2 separate regions of the Mus musculus genome follow, and region 2 is linked to region 1. Evidence: chromatin contacts called from ENCODE Hi-C or POLR2A ChIA-PET data. All regions are on one chromosome and are shown on one strand. The core of a region is the stretch at or near the end of the contact, and the rest is flanking DNA. Distances in the headings are between cores, read along the strand shown. Region 1 holds the start of Zfand5 (zinc finger, AN1-type domain 5). Region 2 holds the start of Cemip2 (cell migration inducing hyaluronidase 2).

Evidence for each region. A loop is a pair of places that touch in the nucleus more often than their neighbours do. ChIA-PET counts read pairs that join two places held with the same protein, here RNA polymerase II (POLR2A).
Region 2: a loop to region 1 is called in a map of heart, with 2.4 times the contacts of the local background. The contact joins the promoter of Cemip2 here to the promoter of Zfand5 in region 1. A Hi-C loop is called at or near these places in 1 of 37 maps with a recorded cell type or tissue (heart). POLR2A ChIA-PET finds 5 or more read pairs at or near these places in 3 of 5 experiments (Patski and embryonic stem cell).

The regions. Positions count from the first base shown.
Region 1 is chr19:21,270,775-21,275,329 of GRCm38, reverse strand. Zfand5 (zinc finger, AN1-type domain 5) reads right to left here and starts at 3,052. Exons shown (of 6, transcript NM_009551.5): 1 at 2,588-3,052. LOC115489044 reads right to left here and starts at 3,872. Exons shown (of 2, transcript XM_030251153.1): 1 at 3,840-3,872; 2 at 2,588-3,555. The coding sequence starts at 3,872. The coding sequence ends at 2,863. RefSeq lists an enhancer at 487-1,246.
Region 2 is chr19:21,775,856-21,779,885 of GRCm38, reverse strand. Cemip2 (cell migration inducing hyaluronidase 2) reads right to left here and starts at 1,546. Exons shown (of 24, transcript NM_001033759.2): 1 at 1,100-1,546.

The sequences.
Region 1 (4,555 bases), core at 1,803-4,302:
CATTAAAATGAGCTAAATTTACTAAGTTTCCCACTGTATAAGAGAAAAATACACATTAGGAAAATTTATCTTTGAAAAATTTTGTAAAAAATATAGCAGTATTTGGTTAAAAGGAAATTGTGGTCACCCATTTTTCCCAAATATCACACAGTATGAAACACCCAATTAACTCTTTACCAAAATTAAAAAATGAAAGAAGGAAAATAATCAATTTGACCAGGACAGAATCCTGACAATGAGTAGCAGGTCTTGAATAGTTAAAGGACAGCAATCTCCCTCCCCCTACCCCACCCAAGCACAAGGGCACCTTATTTTGAGCAAATCAAGCTTGTTTGCAGTGATTAAAAGCCACAGTTTAGAACAATAGTAGTAATTTAGTTGACACTGTCTCTTTAAATAGTGAGTGGAATTTAGCTGACTCATTTCAGAGCAGGACAGTGTAAATATTTCAAGATTACTTGTGCAGTTTAATAAACACTTTTAGCTGAGGTTTTAAAATGCCGAGTGTAACATAAAACATAAGCATCGGAAAAAAAAAAGATTCAAATAATAAATTATATATCTTCATTTTCACCGGGCAGTGTACTGCCCTTTACCCTATGCAAAAAGTTAGGCTTTTATCAGCCTGCTCGAGAAACTATGCTAATCTCACTTACTAGACTACTTCAGAGGACACCGGCCAAAGACCAACAAACAGATCACATCAACAATCCTTAGTTATTAATAAGAAAGCACTTTTCTTATGGTAAAGAAGAATATCCCACCCAAGGCCTCCTCCCACATAGATAAGGATCTTAAGAAAACAACTAAAATCTTAGGCAGAGACACAGAAATATCAAGAACTAAGACAATAGTTTTCTTCCCTTCTAGTAAGTCAGATTTTAAATGCCATCACATGTGCACAGCTTGCTTTAATACTTCTCTGAAGCTTAGATCACATGGGAGGGCGCTTCAGCCTGTCACAAGGCTGCAATGTGACAAGCTGAGCTGGATGGAGGCTCTCACATAAAGCCTAGTCAACAGGGGCCTCTGAAATCAGCTTCTATTTATATCTCAGAGCCTGCCAACTCCTACACAACCCCAAGAACTAACGATGCAGCATTCACATATCTCACATAACAAAATGCAATTAATGCCTCCAAGTTTTTCTAATGCAGGATCAGAGAACAGCCTCACCTTCAATCCACAATACCCAAGCAGAATAAATCATAAAGTAAATTGTGAATATTAAAAGTGGGGCAAGGGGAGAGTAAGTAGGCACAATAAGTAGGAGAAAGAATGGAAGCACAAATACTCTTTACAGTTACTATAACTATAGGGTTTTTGTTAGTTTAGATATACTGTATTGTCCTTACATTGGGGCTGGGGCGGGGGTGGTGCAAAACAAGTTGTTAAAAACTTTGTCATCCATAAACCCTTTCCCGCATAGCTAGAATGCTCTGTTTTGTTTAAATTCACGCTTTTTCTTTCTTAGCTCATAGCTTAAAACAAACCTCACTGGACTAAAAATGATTTTCCAACTCAAAATCTGAAATGAATGAAGTTTTCTTTTAAAGTATGGAATAGCTGTTTCAGGTGCATACCATGGTTCAAAATGGCAATGGTTCAAAATGGCAAGATCACTCCCTAACCTCGAGGTCAGACCCGAACTCTAAACTCTAATGTGCTACTAAGCCTGACCTTGTGCAAGTCCTTAGTCTCCAGATTTCAGACACCTCTGCCAAACAGTCAAATAGTTTTTTTTTTCTAAGAGCTTCTTTCCATACTTAATACCGGTTCCAGCCACAAAACAATTTAGAACAACTAAAAGAAATCCCTTATTTTGGGGCGAGACACTTCAAAAACAAACTTGAAATGTAAAAGTGAAATATTTTCAGCAGTTGAATAATGAAATCTCACCTAAAAAAATCAAAATAAGATAAAATTAATTACTATCTTACTATTCCCTTGATTACTAAATACCGATTTTAAGAAAGGAGGCTCTGACCTATATATTATTTTCTTCTAATTATCTCAGGTAATATTCTTAGGCAGCTCCAATCGACAGTTAGCTTATAATACCTTCCCTCAGAATACAACTACACGGAGTGCACGGAAAGCAAGCAAAATGTCAACTTCACAAATGTTCACGTAGGAAAGAAACAAAGGGAGAGGCGCTCGACTTGCTTCCATGCAAAGGATTTTGAGGGAGAAGCTTAACCGCATTGGAAAAAACTAAAAACCCTCCGGGAGAAGAGCCGTCAGTCCCGGTTCCAGCGATTTCGACCGAGTTCGGGACCCAGAGGCCCCCCACCCCCCTCGCAGCGCAGGCCGCGCTCCGGGAAGCCCGGTAGGGCCTGCTCCAAAAACCACTGAGTCATGCACTCGACGGTCCCTCGCCGGAACAACTCGGCTGTGCAGGGAGCCAGGCGCGGCAGTAGCCGCCTCTGCCATTGTCTATCCTGTCGGTCGGTCGGCCGGCCGGCACCCGGCGCCGCGGCACGCCGGGCATTGTCCCGTCCAGCCCGCTGGCCCGGCCGGGCCCGTCTTTGTGCTCGCCGATCGGGCGTGCTCCCGCCCCCGCGCCGTCCCGGCTCGCGCCACTTACCCTGCGGGGGCCCGGATGCACTAGCGAGCTGGCGCGCGACGCCGGGCGGTGGGCCGGGCTGAGGCCTCCGGGAAGGGCTGGCTAGCGGCCGCCGCGGGCCGGAGCGGAGCGGAGCGCAGGCGGAGCTGCGCTGGCGCCGCGGAGGCCTCCTTTGTTCGTGCAGAAGCGCCGAGGCGGCCGAGCCCCGCCGCAGCTCGGGTGGGAGGGCGGCGGGGGAGGAGAAGAACCGCAGGCCGCGGGGCTAGCGCCGCTCCAGGCGCCCGGCCGCCGGCACCTCACGCCTCCACAGCGACGTCCCGGCCGAGTGAGGAGGCGCGCGGAGAGGCCTGAGCGCCGACGGGGCCCGAGGACTGCGCTCTTCGGGCTTCCGCGTTCGCCAGAGACTCTGCGCGACTCCGGGCAGCGAGCGGACGCCTGACCAGATGCACACCGCTCAGCGATCCCGACGACTGACGCTCTGGCTCTGACCGGCGCTCGGGATCTGAGGGAAAGGGCGGCGGGGGCGGGGCCTGTGCGTCAGCGAAAACCCGGTCGGCACGCCCGCGGCGCGATGACGTCGCGGGACGAGGCCCCGCCCCTGACCTGCAGGCACTAGCCGGGGGCGGGGCCGCACTTGGGGGCGGGGCGAGTCCGGAGGCTGCGGTCACCGTCGCCCAGTCACCCTCCGGCCCGCGGGGCCCTGGGTGGAGCTGCTGCGGCGGGTCCACGGAGGCAGCGCTTCTATTTTTAACCCTATTGTCCGCCCTCAGCCACCCACACCAGCCCAGTTTCTCACGCTTCGTCCCCAGCTCCGCCGGGGTCCCCTCCCCGCGGGACGGGAAGGCACGGCCCGGAGGAGGCTGGCAGGGTTCCGGGTGTCGCCGCAGCTCCGCCTGCCACCGCCCAAGGTCGCGGTGCGCTGCCAGCTCTGAGCTAGGACCGCCCACCAGCCCCAGCCCCGCGCCGCCGTTCTGAACTGTTAAGCCAGCCTATAGAAACCCCTGGAAATTTACTATTCCAGTGAAGCACGGAGAACCCTGACAAGCCTGATGAGATGGAGCAAGAGGGACAAACAAGCCGGACCCCAGGCAAGGGCAAGGTGCTGGGTACCTGCCCAGAGCACGAACAGAAGAAGCTTTCTGCTGGTCTCTCCGTGGGTTCTGGTCACAAAATGTCTCTGCCGAAATCCATAAGGGCTACTACCTTAGCTACAAATATGCACTTAGGGTCCTTCACTTCGGGTATTTAAGAACCGTAGGCCTTGAAGGGCTACCTTAACGGCATTTATGCACTTAGGGTCCTTCATTTCGGGTATTTAAAAACCCTAGGCCTATCTCTAAGGTACCCTAGGGTTGGCCTTGACTGGGACACACGAACCTCATTTCTAGATTTTGTATTTGTGATATTGTGGAAGTAGTGTGGGGGAGGGGTGCTGCCCTGATGCTCCAAATCTAACTGCTCCCTGCACAGCAAGTGGACTAACCGGTACATAATACATTTTAAAAACCTATTTCGGGGTTATATTGCTATGGTCAAGTAATGTATTTCAGACTTAGTTTGGGTCATTTGTCCTAGGATCTTTGGGATTTATTTCTGTAAACTAGTAAATAATAAAACTAACTGCTACCATTTACCAGCCATTTCAGTGTCATCTATTTTTCATTTAGGGTCTCCTTATTTATCACAGCAGTTTACTGAGAAAAATGCCCTCCCTGTCCATTTGTCAGGGTAAGGCAGTCATGATGAAGGATGCTCTTGCCTGAAGCGCTAGAGACTAATGGAAACCGTAATTATGAGGATAAAAATAACTTCAGAGATTTTTTTTAAATAGAGCATACCTTATTGTCTGTCTCTTTTTATTCTTCCATTTTAAAAAGAAGAGCTTTATAATTTATCTTGTCCAATTTAAACAACAAAGTCATTTTAAAATCAAGCTGTTGATGCTAACAAAACTTATCAATAGTGTAAGTTAAAATTGACAAGTAATAC
Region 2 (4,030 bases), core at 297-2,796, 510 kb before region 1:
GATATATATAATTTGTTTGTATTTGGGTTTAGTGGCCATTTCCAACAGATAAGCCTGGTTGCAATGGGAATTCAGGCTTCCCTTAAGCTTTGATGAAACTCTTCTCCTGCCTCCTCTTCCTCTAAATTTTCTTTTTACTGGTAAGAGCCCTTAAGACTTCTGCAGCCCTTCAACATGTGCAACTGTGTAGCATCAGACTAGTCACCAGCACAAGGGAGTCAGTCCAACACACTGTGTGGTTCAGGAGCAGATGGAAGTTCCTAAAAGACAGGCACTCTACCTTTAACCCCAACTGCAGAAGAAAGGAGATGTGTCAAAAGTCTGTTCTCCTAACCTTCGGCGGAGAATTTAAGGGGAGTGTTTCTGCTCCACAGGGGGTCTGGTGACAAACACCAGCCCCCCAGCAGAGACCTTGGTTTTATTGCTAGAGGGCAGTAAGTAGTATTACGTGAAGCACCTCAGGGTACTCGCAGTGAGAACCCCATTCTTTGCCAGGACCTCCCAACTCTGCCAAGGAACTGTGGTGAGTGAGGTCCTGTGCTAAAAACTGGTCCCCAGCTTTAAAGATGCCCAGATTCTGAAACTGCGCCTTACCACACGGAGCAGGGTCACACCAACTCAGGGGAACAGTAGGAGACAAAGATCCACACTCCCCCCCAAACTTTACACAAGCGTGCTCTTGTAGACGCCAAGGCTCCACAATGCACATTCCATCAATCTTTCACTGCGGTCCGCGTCCCCCACGCAGCCTTTCCAGAAACTTTAGGGCTGTTCACACCGACTTTAAAAGACCCATTGTTAACCTCCCCGGGAACACAAAGTGGATGAAAAGGGGATCAAACCTCTATTCCTAAGGACCCCTTTTCATGGAAGAAGGTTGAGTCTCGGGGCGCTATGTATGGGAGAACTCCGGCGGGAAGGCGCCGGCAAAGGCGGACGCTGGAACCCACAGGATGTTGTGCTTCTCGGCAAAAAAACGCCAGCACAGGGACAGCCAGGCCTCCAGGACGCCAAGGTGCGCAAGTCGGGTCTGCGCCCTCCGGGCCCTTGGGACCGCCAAGGAGGCGGGGCTGGGCACCCGGGACTAGAGGAGCCTTACCTTCCCCTCCCCCTCCTGGCGTCGGTCTACTCAGGTGTCTACGCGATGGCCAGAGGAGCAGGAGCGGGAGCAGAGCTCCTGGAGTCCCCGCGTGCAGATCTCCTCTCCATGGCCAGGAACCCGCGTCCCGCTGCCGCTCTGAATTCAGCGGCAACCTACGCCGGAGGAGAAGCAGTCGGGGCCGGGGAGTAACGCTCCTCCCTCCGCCTTCGCGGCCACCTCCTCCAGCCAGCCCGGCTTGGCGCTCTTGGATCCTTCCCTCCCGGAGGAAGAGGAGGGGAATCGCCGTCCGGGCGGCGCGAGCCTGTGCGGCTCCGAGACAATAGCGGCAGGCAGGGCGCGTTCCCGAGCCGCGCAGGTCCCCGGTTCGGCGGGCGCCGCGGCTCGCTAGGGTCCCTCTAATCAGCCTCCGGCCACACAAGCGCCGGCTCGGCTGGGCCGAGAGTGCTGCGGATTGGGCAGGCGGCCCCGAGCTAGGGAGGCGGGTCAAAGGCGGGGTGGGCGGGGCCTGTTGTCAGAGGGACGAGACCTGCGGAGGCTCCGCCCACCACAAGCTGCAGACGAAGGCTCAGCGCCTCCAGCTGCCTTCAGCAGGAAGGACGCCCGCCAACACCGTCGGCGGCCAGGGTTTCCCAGCGGCTCCTTGACCTTCGGCTACAGATGACTACCTGGGAGTTCAGGAAAAGCAGCGGGCCTGAACCTGAGTCTGTGTACCTCATCATCCCAGCTGAGTCTGATACTGCTTTTTTTGTCACCTCTTGACAAAGTCGACCTGAGCCTGCACCCCTCATCACTCGAAACTGAACCTGCATCTTCTCGGGTCTAGCCAGGCTGCTGAACCCCTATTACCACCACCACCACCACCCCACACACACACACACACACCACCACCACCACCACCACCACCACCACCACCACCCACACACACACACACACCACCACCACCACCACCACCACCACCACCCCTGAGACACACACACACAGGGTTGAACTCTTTTCTCTTCCTTTATCATCCAATAGCTGAGTTCGACATCTTTTATCGCTCCGGAATGAAGCTGACTCGGCATAGCAGTATATTCCCCCAATAATATCCCGCAAGCCCCCCACCTCACTCAAAACTTTCTGAGCCTCGGGTCCTGGCGCCTCGACTGCCCCCACCTGGCCAACAAGGAAGCTGGATTCGTAGCCCTCTCAGCAGAGTCAGTGTGTTCTTGACTTCAGACCGTTGTCCAGTTCTGGTTAGGAGCTTGGAGCAGCCCCAGCATCTCACACTAAGGCCAGAATAAATATACCTAGGCCTGGTCACGCCTTCTGGCCACGCTACTCTAGAGTGGCTGAAGCTTGCAGGAGGCGGAGATGCAACACTGAAAACCAATCCTCAGCCCACCCTACTGCAGAATATACTGGCCGGGTGGCATGAGTAGCCCTGCCACCACCCGGTCCCCTGGAGGAAGTTGCTCTGGCAGAGGAAAAGCCTTTCCTGCAGCAAAGGGCGCGACCTGGCTTGGTCCGTCAGACCACGAGGTCAGGAGCTAATGACAGCTGCCAGATTGCCAAATCCGGACAGTCATCATCCTCTATTTAATTCGGAGTTGGACGTGTCGCCTCTGGGGAACTGTTTCATTGAATACTGTACAGGCAGGATTGTTCATTTTTCAGGCTCACTGTTGTTTGTCTGTCTGTTTGTTTATTTGTTTGTTTTCTCCCCCTTCCAGTAAAAATTCAACCGTGTAGCTATGATACACCAGCAGACAGAAAAAGGAATACCCTATTTCCAAGGTTTGGTTTAGGACTTGGTAGAACTGAACCAATGTTTCCAGACTGGGGCTAATAAGAATCCCCTGAGATCCTAAAAAACTTGGAAATGCCTCAACAAAGCTCTATGGACTGAGTCAGAGGAGTCTGCAAATGTAAATTTTGGCAATGCTTCTGGACCGAACCCACAGTTAACTAAAACCTTGGAAAGATGCAGAAGGAGAAGCTCCAGAGACATCTGAGCCGTCACAAAATCCTTACCCATCTGCCATCTCCAGCCCCAGTCCCTCTTTAGAAGAGAAAAGGGGAGGACTTAACATAATAGAGCAGATGATTCTCTATGACAAACTGCAAAGGAGGAAGGACTCTTAAGGTGGCCTCAATGGGACATGTTTAGAACTCAAGAAGGGAGGATGGGGGCTGGAGATATGGCTTGGGCTCCTCTTCCAGAGGATCCAGATTTGATTCCCAGAAACCTACAGGGCAGCTCATGACTGTCTCTAATTCCAGCTCCAGGGGATCCAATGCCCTCTTCCGACCTCAATGGTAGGTACACAGACATACATGCATGCAAAATACTTATACACATAAAATACTAAAAATAATTTTTAAAAGAGAAGAGAGGCAGGCCACCCTAACATGTGTGTTTGTGTGTGTGTGTGGGTATGTGGGTGTGTGGGTGTGGGTGTTTCTAATCCTGGAAACTACTGGGTATGGAGATGTGATTGGAGTAAGAGTCTTGACTGAGAGATTTTTCTGAGTTGCCTGGGTGAACCCTAACTGCAATCACACTTACGAGAAGGCAGAGAGAAATTTAAAACACAAAGGTGTAGAAGGTTCATGACCAGGGAAGCAGTGGCTGGAGTGATGAACCAACCAGAAATCGAGGAGACAAGCAGCCGCCAGAAGTTGGAAGGGTCCAGGGAGAAACCTCCCTAGAAGCTGACTACACTAGTGTAACTGAGTTCAAATGTCAGACCTCTAGAAACACAGGAATCCATTTGTTGTTTTGGCTTATTGATTGTGGCAATGCGCTTTGAGGCAACCTGCGCTTTGACTTGTGCCAAATTTATACAAAATGGCTCTTCTGTATCTTTAAGCACCAGGCATTTTGGTTGAAGTTCAGTCATATTATGTTAATCCTCCTGGGAGTGATTATGCCAATGTGACACTGAA